Linked DNA regions of Mus musculus: all the other regions are linked to region 7. Evidence: chromatin loops called from intact Hi-C (ENCODE). Cell type or tissue: left cerebral cortex. All regions are shown on one strand. Region 1 has its middle 23 kb from the start of Gm35831. Region 2 overlaps Tafa5 (TAFA chemokine like family member 5). Region 3 overlaps 4930445N06Rik (a long non-coding RNA gene). Region 4 has its middle 95 kb from the start of Gm35422. Region 5 overlaps Tafa5 (TAFA chemokine like family member 5). Region 6 holds the start of Tafa5 (TAFA chemokine like family member 5). Region 7 overlaps Tafa5 (TAFA chemokine like family member 5).

The links. Peaks named below come from ENCODE experiments on the same cell type or tissue, not always from the same donor. Only the 100,000 strongest peaks of a DNase experiment are listed, where the experiment ranks them.
Region 1: a loop joins it to region 7, with 10 times the contacts of the local background. A loop is called at or near these places in 8 of 42 quality-filtered maps.
Region 2: it touches region 7 in a loop (2.2-fold over the local background); 2 of 42 quality-filtered maps call a loop at or near these places.
Region 3: a loop joins it to region 7, with 9 times the contacts of the local background. A loop is called at or near these places in 17 of 42 quality-filtered maps.
Region 4: it touches region 7 in a loop (2.1-fold over the local background); 2 of 42 quality-filtered maps call a loop at or near these places.
Region 5: a loop joins it to region 7, with 4 times the contacts of the local background. A loop is called at or near these places in 6 of 42 quality-filtered maps.
Region 6: a loop joins it to region 7, with 6 times the contacts of the local background. A loop is called at or near these places in 6 of 42 quality-filtered maps.

Annotation. Positions count from the first base shown.
Region 1 is chr15:88,535,717-88,539,716 of GRCm38, reverse strand. No RefSeq gene overlaps it. Among named protein-coding and RNA genes, the nearest start is that of Gm35831, 23 kb to the right of the region's middle. In left cerebral cortex, a CTCF peak has its summit at 2,343 (motif pointing right); a DNase peak (open chromatin) is centred at 2,355.
Region 2 is chr15:87,564,487-87,568,486 of GRCm38, reverse strand. All of the region lies in intron 1 of Tafa5 (TAFA chemokine like family member 5), which reads right to left. Among named protein-coding and RNA genes, the nearest start is that of Tafa5, 22 kb to the right of the region's middle. In left cerebral cortex, no CTCF peak of the experiment used is centred here; a DNase peak (open chromatin) is centred at 1,730; H3K27ac peaks cover 510 bases.
Region 3 is chr15:88,246,233-88,250,232 of GRCm38, reverse strand. All of the region lies in intron 5 of 4930445N06Rik (a long non-coding RNA gene), which reads left to right. Among named protein-coding and RNA genes, the nearest start is that of Gm41376, 30 kb to the right of the region's middle. In left cerebral cortex, a CTCF peak has its summit at 1,804 (motif pointing right); DNase peaks (open chromatin) are centred at 1,828, 2,546 and 3,751.
Region 4 is chr15:87,372,715-87,376,714 of GRCm38, reverse strand. No RefSeq gene overlaps it. Among named protein-coding and RNA genes, the nearest start is that of Gm35422, 95 kb to the left of the region's middle. In left cerebral cortex, no CTCF peak of the experiment used is centred here; DNase peaks (open chromatin) are centred at 1,072 and 1,852; H3K4me3 peaks cover 281 bases.
Region 5 is chr15:87,548,691-87,552,690 of GRCm38, reverse strand. The region is part of intron 1 of Tafa5 (TAFA chemokine like family member 5); the gene reads right to left. Among named protein-coding and RNA genes, the nearest start is that of Tafa5, 6.4 kb to the right of the region's middle. In left cerebral cortex, a CTCF peak has its summit at 1,753; DNase peaks (open chromatin) are centred at 918, 1,748 and 2,913.
Region 6 is chr15:87,542,363-87,546,362 of GRCm38, reverse strand. It overlaps Tafa5 (TAFA chemokine like family member 5), which reads right to left and starts at 2,064. Exons shown (of 4, transcript NM_001252310.1): 1 at 1,760-2,064. The coding sequence starts at 1,871. It overlaps Gm35471 (a long non-coding RNA gene), which reads left to right and starts at 2,390. Exons shown (of 3, transcript XR_384322.2): 1 at 2,390-2,901. In left cerebral cortex, a CTCF peak has its summit at 2,292; DNase peaks (open chromatin) are centred at 1,034, 1,279, 1,844, 2,238 and 1 more place; H3K4me3 peaks cover 2,524 bases; H3K27ac peaks cover 1,643 bases.
Region 7 is chr15:87,623,341-87,627,340 of GRCm38, reverse strand. The region is part of intron 1 of Tafa5 (TAFA chemokine like family member 5); the gene reads right to left. Among named protein-coding and RNA genes, the nearest start is that of Tafa5, 81 kb to the right of the region's middle. In left cerebral cortex, CTCF peaks have their summits at 1,514 and 3,173; DNase peaks (open chromatin) are centred at 1,519, 1,839, 2,446 and 3,198; H3K4me3 peaks cover 3,461 bases; H3K27ac peaks cover 1,898 bases.

The sequences.
Region 1 (4,000 bases), 910 kb before region 7:
AAGAACCCATTAAAATTGAAGACTTGGATTTTGGGGTGGCACTGTTGGTGGGTTCTTTGGATCCTTTGGGAGAAGAGGCCTGGTGAGAAGTGCTTAGGTTACTGGGGGGCCACTCTCTCCCTTGGAAGGTGATCCCAGAAGTTCTGTAGAGGCCAAGCTTGCCTCTACATTCTCTTTCTGTTCCTGGATCAAGATGAGTCACCTGTTCTTACCACATGCCTCCCCCTCTGCCATCCACCATGAGCCATGATGTAATGCACTCAAGTGGTAGTGGCCATCACTAAGCCTGCACTGTGCCACGTGGGCCTTGAACCTTTTTCAGTGGGAGGAAAAAAAAACCAAACCAAACCTCTCTTCTTTTTATAACTTGGATTCTCCTCTACCATTGGCCATGAAGATCTGGCTGGAACACTCGGCTTTCTTACACCTTGGAAGACCTTGACTTGCTCTCATGGGCCTTCTATCTAGAGCACATTACAGGTGAGGGTGGGGGTCATCTCCATGAGTAGTATGGCTTACTCCATCACTTTGTGTCCCTGGACCTCCCAGCTCCCTGCCTGTATGTGCTGTTTGTTAATAGGGAACAAGGACAGGAAAGAGAAAGAGAAAGAAGCAGAGAGAACCCAAGGACAGGAAATGAGTCAAGAGTGAACCACCGTGTTTGCACGTAGAGTCTTAAGATGGGAAGCAACCGGTGATCAGGAGACAGGATGCACGTACACTTGATCAACCACAGGCCCTGAGGGTTGTTTTTGGAAGCGAAGAAACAAGGCTGGGAGAAGGAGGAATGAACCCATGGGTCTATGCCACTGTTTGCTCTAGAACAATATCTAACTAGGTGTATGGTGGGCAGGCTTTGTTTTGTTTGAGACGGGATCTTTAACTTGCTATATAGTTGAAGATAAACTTGAACTTGTGGTCTTCTGGCATCCACCTCCTGAGTGCTGGGATCACAGCAAGTGTCATTTTGCCTTGTCACTGTGTGCTGATTGAACCCAGGGCATTGTGTTCATTGGCTAGGCAAACACTCTTCCATCTCCTGACCATGTTTGTTTGTTTGTTCGAGACAGGGTCTTGTCAACCCAAGGTGACCATGAACTCAAGATCCTTTCCCCTCAATTTCCTTAGTGCTGGCTTCTCTGGATACTTTTAATTGGTGGGTCTGCATCAGGCAGGCAGAGTTCCCAGAGATCATACAGCAATAAGAGGTGGGCAGTCTTGCTTGTCTGCATAGTCTGGAGAGTTGTGAGGGTCAGTAGGGCCAGCCATGCAGACTGTATCTAGGTGTGTCACAGGGAGATGGTCACTTGGGGAGCAGCTGAATAGGATAGAGCACTGGGAGAGCCGAGACCCGGAAGCTGTGGAGGGCAGCTGTAAGAATATTCTGCTTCTGCTGTGAGAAGGTCCATCTTGCATTTGGATGGACAGAGAGACAGTGGAGAGTCATCAGAGTGCAGTACCGTTTGCTCTCCGTAAAACTGCCTCCTGTCTTAACTGTCAGGCGGCCACAGTCTAGAGGTGGCAGTCTAGAGACTGAAGGTGTGGCTGGTGAGGTGACAGGTTGGGCTAGAACCTGAAAGATGTCAGGATGGGGCCTTTATCCTCCTAGGGGCTGGTTGATAGGTGGGTACCTTCTGGTAAAGCAGTTTTCACTACTGACTTTGTTTGGAAGGCTGTTTTCATGTTCCCATGAGGTGTAATGTGTGGCATGCTCGCTTCAGCAGAGAGCAGGCAGAAAGGACACCGACGTGACCTACCAGAGGGCAACTTCAGGAAGAAAAGGAGATTGACCTTCTTCCTATCCCCCCCCGCACCCCCCCCAGAAGGGTGTTCATCAGAGAGAGCCTGTGGCCTTGGAGGAGGTCATCTCCCAGGTCAAGGCCTTGTGGAGGATCCTGGGGCCTGTGTGTCCTCGGACAAATTAGAATCTTTGCAAGTCTTTGTGGAGTTTGCAAGGACTGGAAAGAGACAGCCAGGAAAGCCGTTAGGATCTGTGTCTTTGTCCCAGCATGGACTCTTCTAGTTTCAGTCGGAATGGCCGAAGCTTCTGCTTAGGGAAGACTGGGTGGGGTGGCAGTACTCAACTTCCACACTACCCCTTTGAACACAGTCCCTTGGACCTGCAGGGTCTGTCTGTCCTCACTAGCTACTGAGGCTGCATTCTCCTAAACGAAGAAGTAGCTATTCTCAGAGGAGATTCTCACTGGTAAATCCTATTAATTTCTCACATTTGTGTGAGATCCTCGGGAACTGCGTGGTGGTTCTGCCCTGCCACCAAGGCTCCAGGCCCCATCCGGGCTGGTGACTTAGGTGTTACAGTCGTAGACCTGCAGGTGGCGCCGAACCACTGCCTTTTTCTCCGGCCTCTTCCTGACCTGTGTTCTCAGGCTTTGATTTTCCTCTTATATATACAAGGATCCACAGAAACCACTGTTGATTTAAGGATCTGGGAAGCCTAACTTAAAATTAAGTAAATGCACAAACACAGGCGTCATTGTCTTCCACGTATGAGCTGCTCTCTGGGACAAGTGGCTTGGTGGCAGCTGGAGTTTAGCTGCTGCTCAGTGATCATTTTTAAATATTTCATCTTACTTCAGAAGAACAGGGTCCCTTCTGTCCCTAGCCTGGGCTGGGGACGATGGACTGGGCAACCCGCAGCCAGAGCTTCCTCTAGATTGTCCCTATTGTGTTGCTGTGCTTGGACATGCAACCTGGAGCTCAAGGACACATGTGTTGTGTGCCTTTTGGGAACTGAGCTCATGGAATATGCTGGAATATGCCCTGCAGTTTGTAGAGACTGATGTACTAGGATGCACGTAAGATGATTGGGCAGGGTCCTGGCTGTGTGTTTGGCTGGGGACATGCTGCTGTGACCTAGGGGTCCCTGTGTAATAGCTAGTGAAGAAGTGTGCTCTCATACCATGCCTCCCTCTCCAGGTTTGTGCTGACCGTGGGGTGGTGGTGGGGGGAACACTTGGCTTTGATATGGCACCAAGCTTCTGGGAGACTTTCTCTGGGCACATATGCCAGCTCTCAATAGACAAGCATGTGTGGAGTCTGACAGAGTGCACAAGTTAGTTTATTAAGGTTCTAGAATGGCTAATTACAAGGGCATTTGGTCATGAGAAGCAGTTGTTTATATTTGAAGTTAGCATGTCCTGGAGACCCCCTGGTCTTCACTGTGACAGTGGGCATGATGCTATGCTAGGAGAGGTAAGTCTTGATGGGCACTGTTCAGACCCATGGCTATAGCCCAAAAGATAGGAACAATGTACTATCTGTCTATGGGCTATATCTTACCCAAGAGACACCATACAGGGGTCAGGGGTGGGAGGGGGTGACCATCCACAGGTCATAGAGCTAAGGGATTCAGATCCTAGCCTCCTAGACTGGCTTCCTCCCCAGAGCTGTGCCAGGATATAGAGGTGTCTCTCACCCCTACTTCCCAGAAAGCTCTGGGAAGAAAAGTAGGTAGGGTTAGGCCCCACCTAGCTTCTCCCTGAGATGAAGCCCACACTTCTGAGACTCACAGCCATCTACCATGGAGCTGAGGGAACGCCAGGCATTTCAGAGATGCCGTACTCTTCCTTGAGCCACGACTCTTCCTTGGCAATCATCTATAGGAGACCCAATGGGATGCTCTAGGAAGAGTCCAGAACCCCATCCAAGGGAGCCTGAAATACTCAGGACCCCTCTTACCATCCCTTGTCAACCTCTAATGTCATTTCCTCACCTCTATTTTCACTCTAAGCCAGTGTCTTCCTCCTTCGGCCACGGTCTTCTCCTGTCATCAGTCACTTCAGAGGGAGTGTTCAGTGGCTGCCCATCCCTGGAATCTCTCTCCTGCCATGGAGTGATCAACTCTAACTCCACACAGCCTTCTTCCTGGTGAGGTTCCTGGTGCTCTTTCGTGCTGCCTGTACTCTCTGGCCTTGCCCCATGGCCTTCTCCCACACAGCTGGGCAGCCATCCAGACTGGAGTCCTCAGCCCCCTTGGAGG
Region 2 (4,000 bases), 59 kb after region 7:
TCTTCTTCTTCTTCTTCTTCGTCTTCCTCTTCCTCTTCCTCTTCCTCTTCCTCTTCCTCTTCCTCTTCCTCTTCCTCTTCCTCTTCTTCTTCTTCTTCTTCTTCTTCTTCTTCATCTCTTTTGTCTTGATGGGCATTTTACAAGTGTTTGTATCTGTGTTAAGCGTATCCTATGAGTGCACATGCCAAGGCACAAGTGAAGAGTTCTAAGGATGATACAGGGAAGTCAGTTCTCACCTTCTGCCATGTAGGAGCCAGGGACTGAACACGGGTTGACAGGCTTAGAGGCCAACACCTTTTCCCACTGAGTCATCTCAAAAAGCTCCAGTCTGCTTTGTCCCCCTATTCACCTGGAATGGCGTGTGACTCTCTTGTACCTCTGAAGAGATGGGCTTGCCAGCAGAAGTGTCCACCCAGCACTGGGGTCACCTCAGAGACAAGGCACATAGAGTCCATTCCCTAGGAGCAAGCCCCTCTTCACCACTGTATAATAAATAGATTAGGGTATTAGGCTCCGGAGTTATTAAAAGTGAAAGATGCTCAAAGAGAAGGCGAGGGATTCTTGGAGCCTCCATCTCTTACAAATATGTAATGAAATTTAAATTGAATCTGGTTTAAAATCATTTACCTTTTGACATCATGTATCAGTACACTAAGCATCGCCTGAGAAAGCAAATAACCTCTCAAGCAGAATGAAAAATTACTCTGTCTCTTTTGATTCCATGTTAATTTTCAAATTTAAACTTCCCTATGGCTCCCCGCTTGGGGTCAGCCACTGGCGGCGGCTGCCTGCACAGTGCCCAGGAGGAGTGGGTAGAGGGCTGGCCTGCCTTGCGGAACACGGGTCCCACCTCTGCAGGAACCAGACACGTGGCCACACTGAGAAGTCTCTGCTTTCCTGTCTGCCCTGCTCGTGGTTGTAACTAGCTTCCTAGAGGGTGAAAACTGGAGAGTGGAGAGCATCTGTCCATCCAAGCATGTCTGTCCCCTTCGTAGCCTGTGAAAGTAGACCAGAGGCCACAGGTCAGAGGCTGGCTAAATGTGATGATGTTTCTGGGCTGTCCTTTTTCAATAGGAGAAGCTAGTTTTCCCATCTGGAGCTCCACTGAGCCAGAGCCCAGCTCTAGAAGAGACAGCTATGCCCTGTGACACAGGTTGGGGTATATCTAGCCTTGGGGGAGCATATGAAAGCGGCTGTGCATCATGACTTTAGGACTGTACATGGAACTTCATATACAGAAGATACGAGAACAGCCCATCTCATTCCCTGAGGGATGACATGCCAGATGGGGAAGGGCAGTGTGGTGACAAGTATCCAAGTAGAGACAGAGGTTCTGGTGGCCACATTTTGCCCTATCACATGAGCAGTGAAGGCCCAGAGGCCACTGCTTCCAGGTTATAGCATGCACTGAGACCCAGAGTGAGCCACAGTACAGGAGGGACACAGGCCTGTCTTGGGTTGTAAACTTCCAGATCGTTGCCAGCATTATTATTCTATCCCCTGAGCTCTGAAGAGTCAAAATGCACTGAATTCAGAATGCACTGAACACCGAGGAGGCACGCACCAGGGCTGGGGTCTTCCATGAAGTTCACAACTAGCTGTGCTGCTAGCTCTAGGACCAGAGCTGGCATCCAGAGAGGACTCGGGGCCCCGGCTCCCTTGAGGCCTGCTGCTATTTCTTAATTAGTGAGAAGAGACAAAGGGGCTTTTCATGGGACTGCCCCGTACTGTCACATGCCAGCGTCAGTGGACTGGAAAACAGGGTAGGCCTTTGCCAGCATGTGCCCCCATCTCGCTTGCCCAGGAGGACAGCAGGGGGAGGAATGCACAGAAGGAAGGGATGGGGGGTAGACAGTAGGCTTCTTGGGCAGCCAAGCAGAGAGCCTGGCCCTGGAAATCATACCATCTGGCTTCATCATAGCCTCTAGACCTAGGACAGGAAGTCAACAGCGGGACTAAGCAGCAAAAACTGGACTAAGTTCTGCAGCTTCCAAATATATAGGCCTGATTCCTTCCGGGGACACAGTTCAAGGCCTGTGCTGGCTCAGAGCCAAGCCAGTGGTCAGTAGCCCCAAGTGTGTGTGTGTGTGTGTGTGTGTGTGTGTGTGTGTGTGTGTGTGCTGGACAGAGCAGACACAAACTTCCTGGTCAGGATTTTTCAAGCCAGAGTTGGCTTCTGGGAGATCCTCGCACATCCAGACTCACACTATGGGGCTCAGAAGGCTCAGAAGTGTGGGAGGGGGAAGGGCAGAGGCCCTGTGAGGAGCTGAGTAAGTTGTTTCCACTAGCAACTGCCACTGGCAACACACCATACCTGCCCCGCAGCCTGAGGTCTAAGGCTCCTGCTTCCACTCGGCACCTGCTAATGTGAATAACACACACACATACACACACACACACACACACACACACACACACACACACACACACACACACACATATGGATGCCCTGTCAACTAGGCAAGAAGCCTGTCTCTGAGAGAGACTTGCAGGCATGGAAGATGGAGATACCTTGGGAGCCCATTGCCCGAGACTTTAGCCTCTCCCCTAACACAGACACACACACACACACACACACACACACACACACACACACACAGACACAGACGCCAGTCAGAGACCAGTTGGTTTACCTGCTGCAGGCAGGGAGAGGCCATGAGATAGAAATCCCATGTGACAGATTTAGGGGGTCTCTCTCAAACCACTTGTAATCTCTGGAGTTTCTAGTGCAGAGGGACAAGGCAGTGACCAACTCAGTGAAGTTTTCCTCTGGGGTAAGGAGGACGTGTGAGGACTTCATTAGAAGTTGTGATCACACAAGAGGGTGGCTAGACCAAACACCTCTGGAAAGCACATGGCAGTAGGAAATTGCTCGAGGAGAATTTCATCTCAAATGAACCCAGCCCCGTAAGGCTAAGCGGGCAGCTAGATCTCTCTGTGGGAGTGTGTGTGTGTGTGTGTGGGGGGGGGTCCCATCTTGTGGGGTGAGCAGGCCTAGACAGACAACCACACTTCCCCAGAGCTGGGAGGTGTACTCTGCCTGGAAAGGAAATTCCAACATGGTCCCAGCAACCAAACCACCTGACATTGGAGGCTCCATGAGCTTCGGCACGGCCCTGACCTAAGAACAAGCCCGAGATACAGGAGTATTGCAGAGGCTTAGAGCCAGTGGGCTTCACTCTGCAAAGTCACAGTGTGTCATCAACAGGGATATGGCCCTTTCTGGTGGCATCCCCAGCACTGACAAGAATTGGACTGGGGAGACCAGTTTCCATTCCTCTCAGCAGTTAACATCCCGGGATGCTTTGAGGATGTCTGTGGAGAATATTCTGCTTGCTTAAATTACACCACAACCACGTGGCTGGGTGACAGGGACGGGAAGACGTGTGTGTAGAGCACCAAGGGCCCAGGCTGTGCTGAGCTCTCCGGGAAGGGTATTAAGCGCGGCCGTTAATATGTAGTTAAAAAAATCTCAATCTCCACCAGCATATGCTGTTCTACCTAATTTTGATCAACTTAAATGTAAAAGTGTCTCTGCATCTCCACTCGGGTTTTACCGCCATCTGGTTTAATTAGTCCTTGGGTAGCGCGTCATAAAGTTAACGGCAGGAACGTTGTGGGGCCAATCAGAAGGCGGGCTGCAAAGCCCTATGTCATTGGATTTTTTTTTCTCCGCCTCGACTGATAAGAGGTCAAGGCTGGAGGTGTCTGAGCAGTGATGGTGCTCAGAAATAGCACTGGGCAGGTCTAGGGCCAGACGGTATCTTCCTGGCTTTCCTCTGACCTGGTAGGGTGGAGTCTATATGTTGAACATACCTGGAGGAGGGAGGGACACTTCTCCACAAAGACTAAGGGGTGCCTACATGGCTTGGTTGGAGTTGATGCAAGCTGCCCACAAAGTCTCCCATCTGCTTGCAATGGCAGCTTTTGTCAGAACTGTGGCTCTCGATGTCCCCTCCCCTGCTGGGATCTGTATGGCTGCTACCCCATGCCTTCTGTC
Region 3 (4,000 bases), 620 kb before region 7:
GCTTAGTAGGACTTCACATCGGCTTCTCATAGTGCGGTGCTTAGTAAGACTTGGCAGCAGCTTTTCTTAGTGTGATGCTTAGTAGGACTTCACAGCTGCTTCTCCGAGGGTGTCAGAGGGAAGTTTCTCTGACTCTTTTGCCTGCTTTTTGGATCATTTTATTCCTACTGGGTTGCCTTGTCCAGCCCTGATGTGAGGGGAGCTGCCTACTCTTATTGTAACTTGTTGCGCCACGTTTGGTTGATATCCCTGTGAGGTCTGCTCTTTTTAGGAAGGGAAACAGAGGCGGAGTGGATCTGGGAGAATGGGGAGGGACTAGGAGGAGAGGATGGAGGGGAAGCTGTGGGGTTGAGATATAATATATGAGAGAAGGATAAATAAATAGTTATTTTTTAAAAAGAAAAAAACCCAAACTGACCCTCTCTGGCAATGATGTAGGCTCTACAGGGCCTGAGAAGTCCTTCCTTATCTACGGGAGGGAGACACTATGATCTGGCACTTCTCCCACACTAGACTCCTAAAGTGGACCAGTTAGCTTACCTCCCAGATCTCATGCCACTTTCCCAGTTATCCCAAATGCAGCTGCTTCCACCAGGGCGCCTCCCACATCCTCCTGGCTTCCATCCTCTTCCCTTCTTTCTGCTGCTTCTTCCTTCTTGTCTTTCCCCTCTGCACTGGCTGATTTTGTGTGTCAGCTTGATGCAGGCTACGGTCACCAGAGAGGAAGGAGCCTCAGTTGAGGAAGTGCCTCCATGAGATCCAGTTGTAAAGCATTTTCTCAATTAGTGATCAATGGAGGAGGGCCCAGCCCATTATGGGTGGGATCATAACTGGGCTGATGGTCCTGGGTTCTATAAGAGAGCAGGCCGAGCAAGCCATGAGTTAGCAGTGCTCTTCCATGGCCTCTACACCAGCTCCTGCCTCCAGGTTCCAGCCTTGCTTGCGTTCCTGTCCTGACTTCCTCCAACGATGGACTGTGATCTCGAAGTGTAAACCAAATAAACACCTTTCCTCCCCAACTTGCTTTTTGGTCATGGTGTTTCGTGGCAGCCATAGAAATCCTAATGAAGACGTTCTCCTCCTACTTAAGCTTGTGACTTTTCCCTAAAATTTATCCCCAGTCTTCACTGGGCTGGTCTGTGGGAGAAACTGACCATGGTCTGTAGTCATCCTACAGTGAACCTCCTTGTCAAAGATAACAACTTCAATACCAAGGGCCATTCTGTTGGGTTCACTTGAACCCAGGCCTGCTTCCCAGGACTGTCTGTGGTGGCTTATCCTCTGAAGCCAAACTCCACTCCCAAGGCATAGCAAAACCCTAAGCCACCATCCAATTTGCCACGGTCACATGGTAAAGAGGCAGCCACTCTCAGAGCTTATTATATGTCTCCATCCTGTCAGACCGATTCTCTTTCTCAGCCCTCGCTGCCCCCTACCTTCTCCACAATTCTTTCCTGACTTCCATGCCTAGAGGCCCATGACTCACCCACCATAGATTACGGTGGCCCCCACAGCCTGGTCTGCGCTTGGCCAGTGCCTTCAGCAGCTTGCATTCACAGTAGATTGTGCCCATCCCAAGTCTCCTGCTCTAGGTTGGGAACTCCCAGATTGAACTCGGATAAAACCCAAAAGGCGTAGCTGGGTCAGCGGAGAATGTTTGCTTCTCACAGCATGGTTGGCAACAAACCTACTGGACCTGTGTGAAAAACAATCCACCTCATGGTTGTTCAGGTCTGTCCAGGGCAAAGTTTTCCACAGCTCTACCCAGGGCTGGCAGGTCACAGAAGCAGAGGTGAGAGTGGACACCAGGGGGCGCTGTTGGACAGTTCTCGCAGAGCCTGGCAATTTAAGCTACCGTAGCAGCAGCAGGCTGGAATCAAGAGCTGGCAGCTCCCCGATGCTGTCAGATTTCGTTTTCTGGAAGTCGCTGGAAGTCCTGGGCTTGGGGGTAGTAAAAAGACATGCCAATGGTTGTGAGGGCCTTTTGCAAGCGTGGCTGGGTTCCTCTGGGCTGCACACTCTCCCCTCACGGGGAGCTGGCTGGTTGGAACCCTGGGTAGCACTTGAAGACCTTGGCCTGCCTCCTACACACGCTCTGCTTGGAGGAGCAAGGAGAATTGAGGAAGACAGGCAGGTCACACAGCAAGACCAGGCTGAGGACTCTGGTCTCTGAGCAGCCACAGGCAAAAAGCGGGTTTGGAATTGCTGGTATACAACAGGTGGATCTTGTAGCGGAGGGACAGGAGGAAGCTGACCCTGGGCTCTCCGGGCTGGCCTCCTCCTGGGAGACAGACCATGGATCCACATGTACAGTGAGGCTGGGTTATAGGGTCCCCCGGTCTTGCCTGTGCTGCCTCCTGTAGCCTTCAATCTGGGGAGCCACACTGTTGGTAGGCCTGCTATGGCTATGGCTGCGGCTGCGGCTGCTGAGTATGGTCTTGAGGTGGCTCTCAGGGGTGAGCAAGGCGCTGGCTCAGAGGTCTGCTGTGCATCCCAGCTTCCAGGAGTCTTCAGGAAGGGAAGTGTTTGTGCCTCACAGTTTACAGAGGGTGGGCGTGGGCGTGGGCGTGGGTGGTGACCATGTTTCCATCTTCGTTCATGCTGTAAAGTCTCTATGACGTGAGGGAGGCCACAGGGAAGGTTTTCACAAGGATTAAGAGCATCCAAGCACTAGGACCTGAGAGGATCATGAGGGCCCATGAAGGCCTATTGTATCCCAGCAGTGGGTGGTACTCAAACTCTAGGCCTCAGTTTCCCTCAAGCCACTTGCTTGTCATTTGGACACCTCTCCTTTAGTGCTCTCTCTCTCTCACACCTTCTGCCAACTCCCCTGGGAAAGCCACACCCTTAGGCCCATCCTGGAAGGCATCACCATCTTCCTCACTTTGGGTTCTTGCCTCTCCCTTACCTCTGGGAGTGGGCTAACTAGAAAGATTCTGCCCATCCTGGGGCACACCTGCAACCAGGGTAGCCTCTCCTAGCTGCTCCTGTAGGGGCCATGAGCATCTGTGTATCCCTTCACCTGGCCTTGCTCTCTTCAGCCTACCTCAGCATCAGCTGCTGAGACCATCCAGCCACTGCCCCACCCACCTGACAAGAGGGACCTGGCTTATACCCCAGTCACTTTCTATCTCCCATCTTGCACACAACACTCTTCGAAGTTTGGTTTCTATTTCTAAAGTCTCCTCCCTTGGCACAGGTCTTATAGCTGTGGTCACCTGTTTCCTCCTGAGGTGTTCATTACTTTAAGAATTCCACCCCAAATCTATCTCTCTACCTTCCTCTGTCAGGTTAATTTGGCAGTTTAGATAGGAGTGTACTTATGAATGGGTATGTCTAAATAGACAGGTATATGTGTTGGTATGTATGGATAAATACAGAGGTATGTTTGTATATGTGTTGGGGCACATGTGAATGCATGCCTGTGTGTGTATACACATAGATGCATGCTGTGAGGAATACACAGGAATGCATGTTTACATGTATACAGACACGGGTACATGCATGTATACACATGTGGGTACATGCTTCTGTGCACTCCCACATGTGGGTACGTACTTGTGTATGCACAAATACGGTGCATGTTTCTCTTTTTAATATCACATGTGGGTGTGCAGTTATGCATGTGGACACATGCGAGTGTATGATTATGTGTACAGACTCGCAGGTGACTACCTGTGTGTGTTCCCACAGGTGGTACATGGTTGGCTCTGTGCCCACATGTGAGTACATGTGTGGGTTCATATACACTCTCTTTGGCGGCAGACATCCCCACTGAAACCCCGTAACAACCTCTTCTTGCCAAAACCATGTCTCCTCCTTCCCTTCTCCCTCCTCCTTGCTTCCTAGGACCGAGCTCAGGTCACAGTGGAAGGCTAAACCACTGGTTTCTTTCTGTTCCCACTCGCCTCTCTTGCCTTGCTGGTGGGGCACTGTTCCTGACATGTAATTCATGCTCATGGCCTCTGCTCCCCTGTCCCCGCCCCTGCCCCTGTCCATC
Region 4 (4,000 bases), 250 kb after region 7:
TTGTAATACAAGTATTGTCAGAAAGGATCTTTGAACAATATTGCTGGTGATCAGAAAAATAGGTTAATGGGGCTGGAGAATTATCTTAGTGGTTGAGGACACTGATCATACAGCAGACCTGGATTCTGTTTCCAGCACCCACAGGACAGATCACCACCACCTGTAAATCCATTTCCAGGGGATTTAATGCTGTCTTCTGGTCCCTACAGGTACTGCATACATATGGGACACAGACAAACATGCAGAACACACACACACACACACACACACACACACACACACACACGCATGTACACATGCACGCACTAAATATTTTTAAAACCATACAAAACATAACAAGTTTACAAATTTCACATTGCTTCCTTTCTAAAGGCTTTAAAAAAATAAGAATGAAGCTAAATGCCACAGCAACACACTCTTTTTATTTTTTTTCGTAGTTATTACAATTGTTTCTTGGTCTATTAATCTCTGACTCGCTCCCTCTTTATTCTTATATATCTATCAGGAGATATCTGGGATTCTTCAATAACACTTCTGAGTGGAATTATTACACTGTCATCTTTCTCTCCGTATCTTGGGATAGCCCTGTTTCTGTGTGACTCCCATGTTGTAGCTGTGCTAGGAAAACGCATACAAATTAGTTTTCCTTTTAGGTCTGTCTGGGGAAGGAAGCCTATGCCTCAATCCTGTTCAACACTTGGATGGCATCCACGGAGTTTTGGACAGAGGTCAAGGAGGCTTTAAATATAGCGATAGATGATTGGAGAAATGCTCCCCCAACCATTTCTGTCTTGAACACGACGTTGGTGGGCTTCTGTATGGTTAATGTGCACCCGTGCACACCACAGTCCTCCTTTGGAGGGTTCCTAGTTCTCCTGAGTGTGTCCAGTAAGGAGGGAGGTGAGAAAATGCCATACAGTAACCAGCGAGGCGTGTCTGAGGCGTGTCCAGGGGGCGTGTCCAGGGAGACGCGTCCAGGGGGCGTGGCTAGGGAGAAAGGCATGTCCCTCACCATGGAGCATCTCACCTATCTCTTCCAACCTTGCACTTATCTCCTGCCTGCTGATTGTCCATCATGCTCCTCTCTACCCCTGTTCTTAGACATCAGCAGGCTTTTGTCAATCTGCTACCTTTGATAGCTTCCCAGTGGCCCAAGGCCAGGGGAAGATTTGGTGCTCAGCACATGATCCTAGCTTGTATGAATGGATTTAATTTGGTGACATTTATCAATAAGGACCCTCACAAGTCCCCTCTCCAATATACAATGCCCCTGAGCCTGTGCACTTGTCACAAAGCTTGGCCCCTCAGGTAATTTGCTTTCATTTCTTTTTTATGAACTGCAGCTCGGTTAAGTGGTCTGAATTGCGGTGTATTTAAAGGTAGGGTTCATTTTTTTCTTCTTCTGGGGGTCAGGGGACTTTTTCTACATTTTTCTTCCTCTGGGTTAAAGGAGACATCAGTAAATGAACACCTTCAATCGTATTTACTGCTCAGAGCAAGTCGGGCTGCTTTGGAAAGGGGGAAAATGGGAGCGTCCAGAGATCTTGCTCCCAATAAAACTGCTGAAGCAAGGTCAAACAGTTCCAGGAGGAGATAAAATGTTAATAAACGGTGGCCATTGTCCCACATGCCCGAATTTATGCAGTACATCTCCATGGCATCTCTCTCTCCTTGGTTAAATTCAGTGAGTAATTTCTGACTGTATTCATTGCTGGAGGATATATTTCTTTAGCGTTAAATATCACTGGCTGTGCATTTTGATATGAGAAATGCAGGCTGCAATTTATAACCAACACGATCGTAAGTGAATCTCGGCTGTGTTGAGAAGCAGGGCACAGCAAATGCGTGCCAGCTCCGGAGTGTTTATTTTAGAATCCGTTTGCAGGGAAACATCATTTCCAATTCCATTGTCGGGTTTTAATCCAGAACTGCTCATTCCTCCTGCAGACACCCTCGGCCTTCAGGTGCCCACGTGGCCCTTGGGGAATCCATCCTGCCTCGAATCTTTCAGCCTACATTCCTCGCTCAAGGACCCCGAGGGAGCAAAGAGGTCATGAGCTACGCCATGACAAAGAGACCAATGCACTGAGACTGCCGAGGCTCACCCCAGAATTGTCTATGGGTGAAGGAGATTTGGGGTGCCGTGAGACCTGTGATCTGCCCAGCTGCAGTCCGGTGCCTCACAGTGCCTATCCCTCCCATCATCAGCCCTGAAGCTACAGAATGCTTGAGTAGCAAGGACCCGGAGGAGGAGGAGGAGATGCCAATAGCATGATGGGGGCGTGTCATCCTCTCTGCACCATCATGGACTGGCATCAGACCCTAGGAGGAGTACCAGGCAGAGGAACTGGATCTGTGGGAAGGTACCTTCCACAAGGATCCTCTTCCTTTTCCTTTACCTCTTCCCTTCAGTGGTGGTACTGATAGACTCTGGGACCATCTAGGATGGTCCTCTGGATGGGGCACTAGGATACAGTAGTCCTTGGCCAAGTCTCTGTGCTCAGGAATGCAGCACCCTACACAGACTCCTTCATTCTGACCTATGTTCATTTGCTCTATCTGGGCTTTCCTTGCCTCGGGACACAATAAAAAATATAAAGCCCTGCCATCAACGGGAATCTGGTCCTCTGCGGGGCAGGAACATATTGCCCCACAGTGAAGCTGAGCACCTGTGTAGGGTAACTAAGGTGGCCTTTAGTGACTTCAGAGGAACTGGGTGCCCGCTGTGTGATCCTTGGAAGGTGTCCCAACCTCTCTCAGCCTCTACACCTTAGCTCTAGCAATGATTGAGCCTTTCAGCTTTAGATTTTTGACCCTGGGATTCAGGCCTCTGTCAGATTGACAGGGTCCAGTCGGCACCAGATTCTGACCCTCTGAGTCTCAGTATACCCATCCTTGAAATGTGTTTGAGTCACCTACCTGTGACATAGTAGCAATAAGCTCTCAGCGTGCTGTTCATCCCTCTTAGTTCCCCAGTATTTGTTGGTGTAGGAGGAGAGATGTAGTCCTGACCTTCCTGGGATTGTCCAATGGGGTTGAGACTCCCATGGACTGTTGCACTGCCCTGTGTAGGAGCAGATTGCTTAGATATGGAGTCTAGGTGGAGTTCCCCAGCCTCCCTGAACCTCAGTTTCTCTCTCTGTCTTAATTCAATCGTGCCTGAGGAGATGGCATCTGCCTGTTTATTTTAATGTTTTTTTTTTTTTTAAATCAGGGCAGTAATAGCCCTGGGGATCCTGGTGAGGCTCTCAGCATCCTCCTGTGTGGCTATGTGCTTGAGACTAGGAGCCTGAGCTCACAGCACGGAGACAGCATGGGCTTTGAGCAGACTCTAATGGTAGCCATTTGTAAAGAGTGCTGTACTGAAGCATGCTGACAAAGACTATGTGGGTTTTCTCTCTTGCTAAGTTATGGAAAATAGTTCTTAATCATTATCCACAAAAGCACTACCTGAGCCCTGGAGGTCACAATGTCCCCTGGCAGGGCATTTTCTTCATAAAAGATAAGAGTTTTGAAACCATGGACCTCTAGCACCATGGTGTCTTGTTAGAAAACTTCTCAGAACCTCTCTCAGAGAAGGCAAGTCACTGCAGGCTGAGCAGAGGTGAGCCTTGCTCATTTCCCTGCCTCTGAGCTTGGTCCCATGATCCCTCTCCCAAGTATTCTGTCTCTTCCAGTGTTAGTGGTGTCTGGCTGAAGTGTCATCACCACCAGTAACATCTGCCAGTGTCCCAGTCCTCCATATCCTTCCTAGCACTGGGCTTCCATGGAAGGATGCTGGCTCCAAACCAAGTGTCATAGCAGTTACGGGAACCTGGAAAGATTCACAGGAGAGTGTCTTCCCTCAGGTAGTCCAGCTCCTGTCTCAATGTAGTTTCTTTTTGGATGACATCTGACCATTTAAATGACACATCAGAAAGTGATGGATACCCCTGAGGCACCTACAGGCGATATAGCATTTAATAAGGTAAATGGGTACCTCCCCTCCTATTACAAGTTC
Region 5 (4,000 bases), 75 kb after region 7:
GCCAGGGCTATACAGGGAAACCCTGTCTCAAAAAAACAAAAAAAAAGAGAGAGACGGAGACAAAGAGACAGACAGACAGAAATACTTGCCCCCACACCAAAACACACTTTCCAGTTCTCCATGGAGCATGTGAGCCACAAATATGCAGTTCTGGCAGAAAATCTGGCCATGAGTATGTTAGTGTGTGTGTGTGTGTGTGTGTGTGTGTGTGTGTGTGTGTGTGTGATCACATGTGTGTATGTGTATATAGTGTTGTCCACCACACCAGAACACACACATCAGTTCTCCCATGGGGCACATACAGCCATCCCACAGATGGCAGGAAACCAGAGAGGGCCATATTGTCCTTTGAGAGACAGAAACACAGAAATCCCAACTGAAGTGCCCACAGGACAGCATATGGGAGAGAGAAGATACTCGGGTACGAATGGATGTGAGTCTCTGCAGAGCGCCTAAGGAAGCCTGCACTTAACCAGGGCACAATGACCAAGGCCTGGGGAAGGGGCAGCCTAGAACAGAACCAACCACACACGCTCTCCACCCCCAGAATGTACAGTCTCAGGACACAGCTTCCTGGACGCTTTAGCGGCTGACCTGCTGAGAGCAGGGGCAGAACTCCCCACAGAGCAAAGGAAGGACTCTGGGTACCCCAGAACACTCTGAAATCAATCACACGTGGGAACTGGGCTGCCTCCGAGAGAGGCGAGCATAATTAAGCAAGTGGGCGGATGAAGAGAGGTTGATGGGCCCCTCTGTTGCTATGCTGGACCGGGGATGTTTGATTACCTCTAAATGGCTTCATCACCATCAGCAGCAGCACAGTTCCATGTGTGATAGATACAGAAAATGAAGAAGACTCGACTCAAAGAGGAGGCTGCAAGCAACCTTCAAAACGTGCTGGTCCCAGCTCCGGAAAAACGGCAGCTCAAAGAACGTGTGGAGACACCTTCCCTGCAGCAGAAAGTGGTTCCAACAGTACAGGCAGCCAGGAGGAGGCCTCACAGCAGCCTCAAAGCCCACGCAGGCTTTCTGGGTAGGGGAAAGCCCTGCTGGGCCCTAGCAGCGGGACACCCTTTGATCCCACATGTGCTATGCAGCTCAGAAGGGTTCCCCCATCTCACCTTTGCTGAAAGCCCAAAGTCTCCATCCCACAAGCTGGGAGATGCCAGGACAGTCAATTCCACTGGGGACACACAGACAAGAAACTGATGATAAGCCTTCTAGTTCAGTCTCCAAGGGACAAGTGGCTGGGGACAGCTTTGGTTGGCACAGCTGGGAAGGGGACTATGGCAGTGGGGGATGAGGGGGATACTGCTCACACCCTACAGTGCACTGAGAGGTCCAAGTGCCCATGATGCCCTTGAGAAGCTGACCCAGAGTGAGAAGAGAGCGCAGAAAGTCCTGGGAGATAACAAGGCTATGCTGATTGCCAGAGCTCAGCAAAAGAAGCCACCACGGAGAACAGCCTTTCAGTCTGGCACCTGGAAAGGCTTTTCTCTACCCCCCCCCCCCCACTATTTCTCCAAACAGTGAACATAGGTCAGAAATACCACAGTTCGCTTTCTTTTCAATAAGACTGTCAGAATCATGGGTCTTCAGGGATCTGACAGGTTAGTCCCTTTTCAGAGGGCAATGGCTCTCTGCTCCATCCAGGGCTTTTTTAGCACCCTGCCCCCCACCACTCACTCTGTCCACCATGTGGTTCCAGTCCTGAGGCCCCATTGCTGAGCTCTAGCGCCGCCACAGGCCCATGGCCAAGCTCCCTGCCTGCATACACACCCACTCTCCAATGGTTTCACCTACCCAAACCCTAGAAAGAGAACAGCTAATCGCTTCCCTCTAGCTTACTGTCTGTGGTGAGGTAGAAATGCCACCTTTTTCTGGGATTTTCTATCATTGCAAAAATAGACAGAAAACACACAAGTACCCGCAGTGTTCCAGGAAAATATTGTTGTAAGGTTGACCGCAAACATAAAGCTGGAGAGAGCTGTCTGGAGCAGCTGGGGAGAAGAGTGGGACATGGTCTCGATTAACGAACACCCAAGGCTTCATACAACTGGGAACACATATTGGGGAGCTGTAGGTCTCTAGAGAGTTAGCTGACAAGGATACCTGAGAAGGAACACAATCAGATAGACCAGCAACTTCCACCCCGAATCCCTGCATCCCATCAGCAAGCAGATTCAGGTTCTAGGATGCTACTGAGAGATGCAATGGGAGTTTCTCTCTCTCTCTCTCTCTCTCTCTCTCTCTCTCTCTCTCTCTCTCTCTCTCTCTCCCTCCCTCCCTCCCTCTCCCCTCTCCCCTCTCCCTCCCTCTCCCCTCTCCCTCCCTCTCCCCCTCCCTCCCCCTTCTCCCCTTCCCTCTCCCCTTCCCTCCTCCCGCTGTGCTTTTCTTTGCAATGGATAGATAGAAATCAAAGCCTTGCACATGCTAAGCAAACACTCTACCACCAATGTGCATCCCTAGCCATCTCTGAGTCAGAATATCACTAAGTTGTCTGGGCTGACCTTGAACTTGGCATGAGATTCTCCTGTCTCAACGGGAGTGCCGACCGAGCATTCTATGTTGTTTTGTTTTCGTTACTCGTTCAGAGAACATCACTCATGTTTCAGGGCCATGATCGGCCTGGTTCTTCATTCTGGATAGCCTATTCCTTGTGACAATCTTGACATCAGGGACCCTGAGGGCTGCATTGCCCCATCTGCTTGTCATAGCCCTCCCTGTCTCTTTCTCTGCAAACAATGCCCAAACAAGCAGGCAGGCTGCAAGGAGCCACTGGCTAACTCCAACACAGATGGAGCAGCATCTCTGTGCCCAGTGCAAGGTGGATGGGGAGGGGAGACTGCCCAAGGACCCTAGAGAACACAGCATTCCATACAGATTGCCTGTCTCCACTCTCTCCAGGCTTGCCTTTGTGTGAACTGTCTGTCTTCCCACTATGATGTCAGCTCTAGGACAGCGGTCATCTTGTCCACTTCTGTGCTCCACAGCCTGGCACGGGGCTGAAGCTCCCCCAACACAGACTGAAGGCACATGCCACAGGTTCCATCTTCAGCGTCACAAATCCCTGTGAAGCCTGGGAGGTGAGCCCAGGGCCAGCACTTTGCAAGGGGGAGACCAACCACATCGTGATAAGGGAGTCTTGCCACTCACTCGCTATCCTCCAGGACAGAGTTGGGGAAGTTGAGACTTGGCTTCCCAGGAGGTCAGAAGGCTAGATCCCAAAGGACCCCCACTTAGTGGCAGAAGGGAGTGTCCTCTTTCCCCCTGCCAGCCATTTTAAGAAGTGAACATTAGAAAGCACTCAGTATGTAATGCTTTGTATATCACACATACGATGCTCTGTATACATTCACCATGCTCCCGGCAGTGACAGAGGGCCCGGAACAGTCACTCAGACCCTCTTTAATGCTGAGAATGTCTCTGGATAGCTCAGCTCCAGGACAGTGCACACCAGCTGCCTCTTCACTTGGAGCACTTTGGAGCAGAGGCATTTGAAGGGAGGAGGGGGTCAGTGACATTCAGCGGGTGCCAATGACCTGCATAGAAACCCGACCTTACAGAAATCTCTGGGGCAGCTCAGAGGTACTGATAAATGCAAGTGGGCCTTTGGAAAGGAATGAGGAGCCTCATAGGATCCTGCTCCTGCCCCTCACAGGCCTTGAGCCAGTGCCTGGTGACACAGAGAAGCAGCTGAAAGCCCTCATCTGCCATGCTTAGATTCTAGACAAGGTGCTGCCTGTCCACTCTTTCCCTGATTGAGGGGGTTGGGCTTCACTGTAGCCCTGGGTGACAGGTGGCAATCTGTAGAGGTCATTAACTCCAGCACACCACGTTTTAATGCAAAAATGAGCCCTTCTAAAGAGGCAGCTGCCGAGCTATATAAAGAAATGGGGATTTTAATGTTTTGCTTTTTTTCTCTCTTCTACTGCGGCATTATCATAACATATCCCCATAATTACACCCATAAAGTCACCTGAAAGTACTTCACGCCACA
Region 6 (4,000 bases), 81 kb after region 7:
GCCCCAGCTTGGTGGCTCCCTGAAGAGGAGAGTGTTGAGGTCAAGGGCTGGGTTGTCACTCAGTCAGTAACAGTGGATGGCTGTCCCTTTTCAACATGCAGAGCTGCCTCTATGAGCCCAGTCTACAGCTCTGGGCTCTCGGGCTGACCCAAGGACAGTGTTACCAGAATCTGCCTAGGAAGAGCAGCCAGCTCCAGGTTTCCGCGCCCCGTGCCCCTCCCCCACTGCTGAATGTGCCACTCCTGGGACAACACCAGGAAGTGCATTTCATCCTGGTATCACCTGTCTATCTCTGGAGTTTACCCATCTTTAACCCGTCCTGTATCATTAAGGAATCTAGGCTCAATGGTACCTGGGAAGAAGCCCCTGAAAGAAGCCGGCAGGCTACAGAAGGCTAAGCAGTGAGTACTCTCCTGTGGCTCAGCCCACCAGCTTCCTTTCCCTATCCTAGGGCAGCCAGGTTAGAATACTGTCAGCAGCCAGTCTCTTGCTTGATGAACCTCAAGGCGCCACAGCAGCACAGGCATATGCAGACTGAGTAGTTCCTCTGGGCTCACTAGCATTTCCCTTAAGATGCCTCGACCATGTTGGGGGTTGAGCTATCCCCATTCAGAGTTGTCCCAGGACTCTGATGACATATTCGGCCTCGACTTGAGTCTCAAGACTGCTGCAATTTCATTTCAGAGCTAGGATTGGGAACTAGGAGGCCCCAGGCTCGAGCGATGGCCGGGGAAAGGAGGGAGGAGTGAGAGGAACCACTTGGTGATGGCCTTTTATTTTAAATTAGTAAAGAATCCATATTTTGTCATCACCTCCCTTGCCTGTGGCATTTTTTTCATGACAGGTGTTCACTGGCACTAGTTTTTCTTCCCGCAGAGACGGGAAGGAAGGCAGAAACTGTAACCAGGCAAGCGCCCATCTCTTATAGAGCCTATGCCCGGGACTCTAACCAGCCTCTACCCACCCCAACAGCTTCCGACAGTCAGCAGACACCAGCCAAGATGATGCCTACCCATACTACACCAGCCCCAAGACTGTACCCAGGACTCAGATTATCGGTACCCAGATAAGACCTACTGATAAGATCACCCATCGTCCGGGTCCCAGCCTAAGCCCAGCTCCAGAACCCCGTGCCAGGCTCCGACCAGCCCGCACCTCCCTCCGCAGCCCTTGCCAGACCCACTGGGTCGTCAGTTCATTCCTCCGAACCACCCTTGCAGCGGTAGCGGGCCCTCCCCTCCAGAGGCATCCGTTCCCTTACTTCTCCTTTTACAGAAAGCATCTGGCGAGCCCGCTTCCTAGCAAGGCAGAGGCTCCACCACGCGTCGGAGGAACCCAAGCCGCGGTCCTGCCCGAGGAGTCCCGCTCGGGCTCGGTTGCTGCGTCCCCATAAGTCCCCGGAGGGAGTGTCGCCGGCGGGAAGCTCCGCTCGGTCGCTAGCCTGGGCCGGAGCGGCGACCGCACGGCGGACACCGGGCACCGCCGCGCAGGGACGCGCTGTGCCTGCCTGGGCCTGATGCCGGCCCTGCTGGCTAGTCCGCGGAAGCTCGCCGGGGCTGCTGTGCCCGGCCGCGGAGTGTCTGGACCCCGGAGCCGCCTGCACCAAGCCCTCCCGGGCCAGCGGAACAGCGGCCAAGACCCGGGACCGCGCGCCACGCGCTCGCAACTCCGCACCGACGCGGGGCGCCCCGCCGGGGCTGGGGCTGGGGCCGCTTGGAGGACCCGAGGCCCTTATGGGGCCCGGGTGCACGGTACTCACTGCAGTAGGCGATGAGCAGGCTGGCCAGGATCATGAATGCCCAAAAAGTTGAGGACATGCTGGGCAGGGCGGTCGCATCTTGCCGGCTGCTGGTCCTGGGCGATGGCGCCATTGAAGCCGCGGTGCCCGCGCGGGGGGCAGCAGCGCTTCTCAGCAGCCGGCCCTGCCCGCGCCCCCGCGCCGGCCTCCACGTGCGGGCCCCGCGCGTGCCATCCTCCTCCTCGTCCTCCTCCTCCTCCTCTTCCTCGTCCTCCTCCTCCTCCTCCTTCTCCGCCGCCGCCGCCGCGCCCGGGCCCCGGCCCACTGCGCCCCGCGCCGCCCGCCCCGCGCCGCGCCCGCGCCGCCCGCGCCCGTGCTCGCCCGCCCGGGGACGCCAGCCCGCGGCTCTGGGCGTCGCTGCGCGCCCCGGCTCAGCGCGCCCCGTCACCAGTACGAGGGGCGCGCCTGGAGCGCGTGCCCGGCGTGGCGGGGCCTCGCACTGGCCCGGGACCGGCGAGGGAGGCGAGCAGAGGGGACGCCGCGCCCTAGCCGAGCCTCTGGATGGCGACAGAGACGGCCCAGCATCCTCGTAGCCTGGGCTCTGGGCGCGCAAGACCCTCAGGGCCAGCGGGAAGTTAGGTGACTTGGGACCCCCTTCCCCCCCCCCCCCCCCCACGCGAGAGTCTTCCACCAAAGGCCTGGGACGCTGGGGTCCCAGACCTTGTTTGGTATTGATCCGGAAAGTGAACCGAAAGTTTATTCAAAGCAAATAATGCTTTCAGCCTGTTTCCCATTTGTGCCCAGCACCAGGGCTCCTGAGTATGCCTTGTTGCTCTGAGCCCACCAGAGAGCATCTGAGCGCACCTGCACCCTGTCTCTAGAACTTGCCATCCTGTGGGCTCTGTGTGTCTACCCTAAGAAGACATTCCTTTGCATCTTCCTGATGCACTTCCTTGACTCCCGTGTACCACAGCCTCTGCCCCCAGGCCATGGCCTGTGGTTCCTCTCTCTCATCCATTTTCCAGAGTGTGTGCAGGATAAAGTCCCTGGTCTGGTTTTCTGAGGAGGGTAGCGAAGACTACAACTCTGATGTGCATTCCTGCCGTTGGACAACGGGTTTGCCCCTGTAAACCAGCGGAATCGGGTCACTTCCACTTTCCCTTGTAAGTTCCTTGCACTCCAGGAAGAAACTCTAAAAGCTGGTGTTTTCCCCAGGTGGCCCTGTAGGTCCATGGCCATGAAGGTCGATTCCATTCCCTTCCTGTGCACCAGTGAACATGCTAACAGCAGGCCCAGTTAGGCTTCTCATTGGTGTTTGTTCTGCATGGGAAGGGGTGGTACCCCCACACAAGATCTCATTAGAAATGGAGGCTTTTCCCCACAAGCTACTTGGTGCATACCAGCATAAGCCTTTCCCCTTGCACCCTGGTCCAGTGTGGCATTTAAACAGACCAGGACATAGAGAACGTTGCTGAGGGGCTGAAGGAGGGCAAGTACCCAGGTTGTATACATACGCAGACACATACGCACTCCACATGCGCACCATGTTCATGCACACACGCACACCACATAGCTGAACTCCATACACACTCCACTTGGATACATGCATGCCACAAGCTTGTTTCTACACAAGCTACATGTATATCATGTGGCTATAGGCACACACTCCCCTACATAGGTACATGCACAAGGCACTGACATTCACATGCATGCTACATGGTCACACATACCTCCACATACATGCACACATATACACACATGTATGCTATATAGAGCACACATGTGCATGCACACATGCAAAAATATACATGTGCATACATGTACAGCATGTGACCACACATGCATGTGCACACACATGCATAGACATACATACATGTCGCATGGCCACAGCCACATGAATGAATATGCACATGCATATTTGCCATGCACACGTGCACACATGCATAGAATGCACAAGTACTTGCTCTCAGAAGCACATATACATCCAAAACAGTGCTAGTGAAATGGAGTCAGGCTTCTCACTGCCTAGCCCCTGGTAATGGTCTCTCTGTAATATGAACATGCCTACCAAGGGGGTTTCCCACTAATTTCTGACTTCCATTTCCTGTTTAACTAAGATCCAGGTTTTCTGGGTACCATCTTCTCCAGGATAGCTTCCCCAGTCTCACTTTCCTGTAGGGAGGACAGTCTGCAGAAACCAGACATCCTGACATTGTCAGGAGGGCAGGGTGGTAGCACATTTTGTCTCGAATATTCCAGATA
Region 7 (4,000 bases):
TTAGGCTTCCTTCAAATAAAGGGCTGTCTTGCAAACCCATCCTTCGGGGACATTCCCCTCCACTCCAGAACGAGCATACTGCCTTTGTGACCTCACACCTGGCCACCAGGGACACAAGAACTTCCCCCTTGACCAAAGGACCAAATCTAATAGCTTAGAAGACTCCAGGACTGGTTTATTCCCACCCAATCCCAGGCAGAAGGAACCCAGCCACTGTCTCTAAATGACCAGCATCTCTTTGACTGTTCACAACACAATAACTCAAGCAGGCTGGATAATTCAGAGAAGTCCCAACACCTTAAGCTCAATGATTGTCCCTCTGGTGAATACCCCAGAGAACAAAGAAGCTGTGGAAAGGGTAGAGAACTTGTATCCCAAACAAGGTCTCAACGTATAAGGACCCCACGTCCTGGGGTCTGTGGCACACCATGTCACCATGTGGTCTTCTCCACAGCCCTCCCCCCAAACACACACACACACACACACACACACACACACACACACACACACACACACAGCTGTCTAGCAGATAATACCAACTTGAGGACAGCCCTGGGGGTGGGTTTGGGGGCTGAAGGAAACGACTCATGTTTGCACGGAAAGTTATCTCAATAGCAGGGACCCCAGCCCATGGCAGAACCACTCACTCATGAAGTAGGTGACCTAAGCTTGAGGCTAAGACTGGCCTCCAACTCCAAGAAGAGCCTGTAAGCTCCAGATGAGCAGGCTCACCTACCTACAGCAAAACCAGCTACTTTCTTCAAAGTAGCACTTGAAATCAAGGGAGAACGATCTAACAATGTATAGCAGGCCAGAATGCTTCCAGGATCCAGGTAGCTCCCAGCCTACAGGAGATCACTAATTAGGCAGGGAGGCTATAGAATATCAACCCCTTCATCCTTAGAAACCTGGAGGTAGTGAGAACAGCTGTAGGAATCTGCACCAGTACTTTCCAGGGCTCAGTGTTTTCTACTGACCTAGGGGAAGGCTAGCCAATAGGGGCATGGCCAGTGCAAGGGTACTAGGACCACCTACAGTTGGTGCCCACCAGAGCAGGCTGAGCCCAGAGACACCAAGACTATAAAGGGCAAGAAGTTTCAGAGTGCCCACTATTTGTTGCCTACCAAGGCACACCAAACAAGCCAATGGAAAGAATCCCAAAGGGCCGCTGTGACCACAGAGTCCAATGTGTACTACACAAGTCTTAGCAAAGTCTCGAGAACTGGATGGGACAATCCTGCAATCCGGAAGGAGCCAGGAGGGCAAAGGAACCCAGAACTTGAGTGGTCTCAAGTTCTAGGCATTCTGGCAATAAAAAAATCTGCCCACCTAGCCTAAAGTCTGGTGGGTACCCGACCTGATCTGTAAAGCAGCATGGGACAGGGTGCAGTTTTCCCCAGTCCTCACCCCTTGACAACCTTTGCATCCCCAGCCCCCAATCCATTCAGTCCTGGCCTGCTCAGTACTGGCTTCAGCCAGGCTACCAAAGTGGAGCGCTGGTGCCACCTACCGAGGGTCCATGGCATGCGGGTAGGCGCAACTGCCACCGAGCCTTGCGGGGCAGGGGATGGCAACTGCAGCCTGGGCTTAAGCCTGGGCTCCAGTACTACACCGGAGCTAGCCAGGCCCCAGCACGCCCGGGCTCGCACCTAATCCGCGCCGACCATGAGCCCAGAGGCACCGAGGGGCGGCAGATCCAGCGTTGGGCTCTGGGAAGGCTCGCGCCATCGGCCACTCTGGCCCCGCAGAGCCTCGGCCCACCTCGCTGGCAGCGCTGGAAGGTGCTGGAAACAGTATCACGCGCAGGGGCCGCCGCGAGCAGTGTAGGGTACCGCGCGCGCCGGGGACAATTACCTTCTTTGAGGAACTGCGCGTGAATCACCAGGACGAGGAAGCAGCAGAGCGCGGCCCCTGCGAGTGCCCAGAGCGCCTTCAGGAGCTGCATCGCGGAGTGCCAACTCGGCCGACGCCCCCGAAGTCGCGCAGCGAAGGTCCAGGAGCCGCATCAGCGCCCCGCTGGGTGCAGCCGCTTTGGCCGCCCGATCGCGCCCTCCATCCGCCGCCAACGCCGCGCTCCGCCGCGACTGGAGGCGCCACTCCGGGAGGCGATCTGTGTCTTTTGGGCAGGGGGAGGGGACGGCGCGGGGGAGGGCGCCGGGGAGGGGGCGGGCGGGGGCGGGGAGGTTAGCAGAAAGTCTCGGGCCGCGGCGGCCGCCGCTCCGGCCACTCGGCCACCATCGCGCGCTGCGGGGCGCCGGGGGCCCGGGAGCGGGGGACTGGCCGCCGCGGCCCCATGAATCAGCCCCGCCGCCGCCCCCGGAGCCGCGCCGCCAGCAGGGCCCAGACCGGCCGCGGATTGCGCAACGGCCCGGCGGGTTGGGGGTCCGGCGCGGCCCCGGCTCTGGTCGCCTGTCGCCCCGCGCCAGAGATCGGCGTCGCCTTCCTCCACTGCTCTGTTGCCGCTGCCGCCGCCTTCTCCGGCTCCGCCGCCGCCGCTGCCCGCTCTGGCTCCGGCGGGGGGCTTAGGGGGCCGCTCCGCCGCCGCTGCCACCGCCGCGCAGAGGCAGCTTCAGGGCCGGGGCTGCGCGCCGCTCGAGGAGCCGCAGCACCATCGCCGCCGCCGGGGCCCGAGCGGCCCGGCCGAGTCCGCCGCAGTCCAACTTGCACGGCCCGGAGCCGCTGGGCTGGTCCCCTCGCCCGGGACGGTGCGGGCCTCCGCGCCCAGCCGGGAGAGCGCGCCTCCGCCGCCGCAGCCCGGACGAGGCCGGGCCCAGCGCTGCCGCGAGCCGCCCGCGCTGGCTGGGGACGCCGGGGGCGACGCTGAGGGTGGCCGCGCCGACAGGTGGGGCCGGAGACGCTGCGCGCCTCGCCGCCCGCGGGACGCTGCTGCTCCGGTGCTGGTGGCGCGCGCCCGCCGCTCGGCTCGGCGTCTTGGCGAGCTGCGGCGGGAACGGGAGCGCGGCGTGGGTCTCTGTCGGCCCAGGCGGCCAGGCCGCGCTGCCTCGGACTCTGGCCCGCGCCTGCCGCCGCCGTCTGTGCAGCGCCCGGGCCGCCGAGCTGCCGATGCGCACTGGGCCGCGGAGGGGACCCGGGGGACCTGGCCGCCCTGCAGCGCCCCCGTCTGGCGTGCCGGCGGGTCAGGTGGGGCTGGTCCAGCTGAAAACTGCGGGTCGGGCTCCACCTAGGTGCGCTGGGGCCTCACTGCAGAGCGGCCGGTTTGGCGCCGCTAGTGGGGGAAGCGAGCCCAGCCCCCAACCGGCTCCTACCCCGGGTCCTGGGAAGAATGCAGAACCACAAGGAGGACCAGCGGGCTGACGTGCTGCTAGACAGGTTCAGGGCAGGCTGCTCTCCGTAGGCGGTTTCGATGGGGTTTGAAAATAGCACAGCCGACCAGAAACACACAGCCTTCCCCACCACCACATTGCATCTTGGGCCTCCTGTGTGCCCGCCTCCAGCCAGCTGCGGGACACCCAATGGCACAGGCAGTGGATGCCCACAGCCAGCCCCAGAGGAAGCCAGCAGGCATTTCCCTGCCGCCGCCTCTATTCTTCCGCAAGGAAGAGCCGGCATTCGTGTCTGGAGGCACAGAGCTAAAGGCAGTGCTGTCCTTTTTTAGAGGGTCCCTCCATGCCAACAGCACCAGGACTAGCACAGGAGGCCTGAAGGCACTTTTGCCTGAATCGGATTTCAAATGCTCAGCTCAGAGCTTTGGGTAGGAAACCAGGGACCTATGCTTAGCCTGTGTTGCATGTCAGGGTGTGCGTTGTCTGGGGTCTGGGGCTCATCTGTTTCACATGTCATGCAAGAAAAGAGGCCAGTTCTGAAGGGCTCTTGGAGGTCAGAAAGATCAAACTTCTTAGGGTGTACTTGGGGAAACAGAAGTCTGCAGTAGCAAGATAACAATTAGAAGTAGAGCCAACTGGTCAACCAAACTTGATGCTGTCTGACTGACCAGACTTTACTATGCTCACACCTGGGCAGAAGAGGGGCTGTTCAAAAG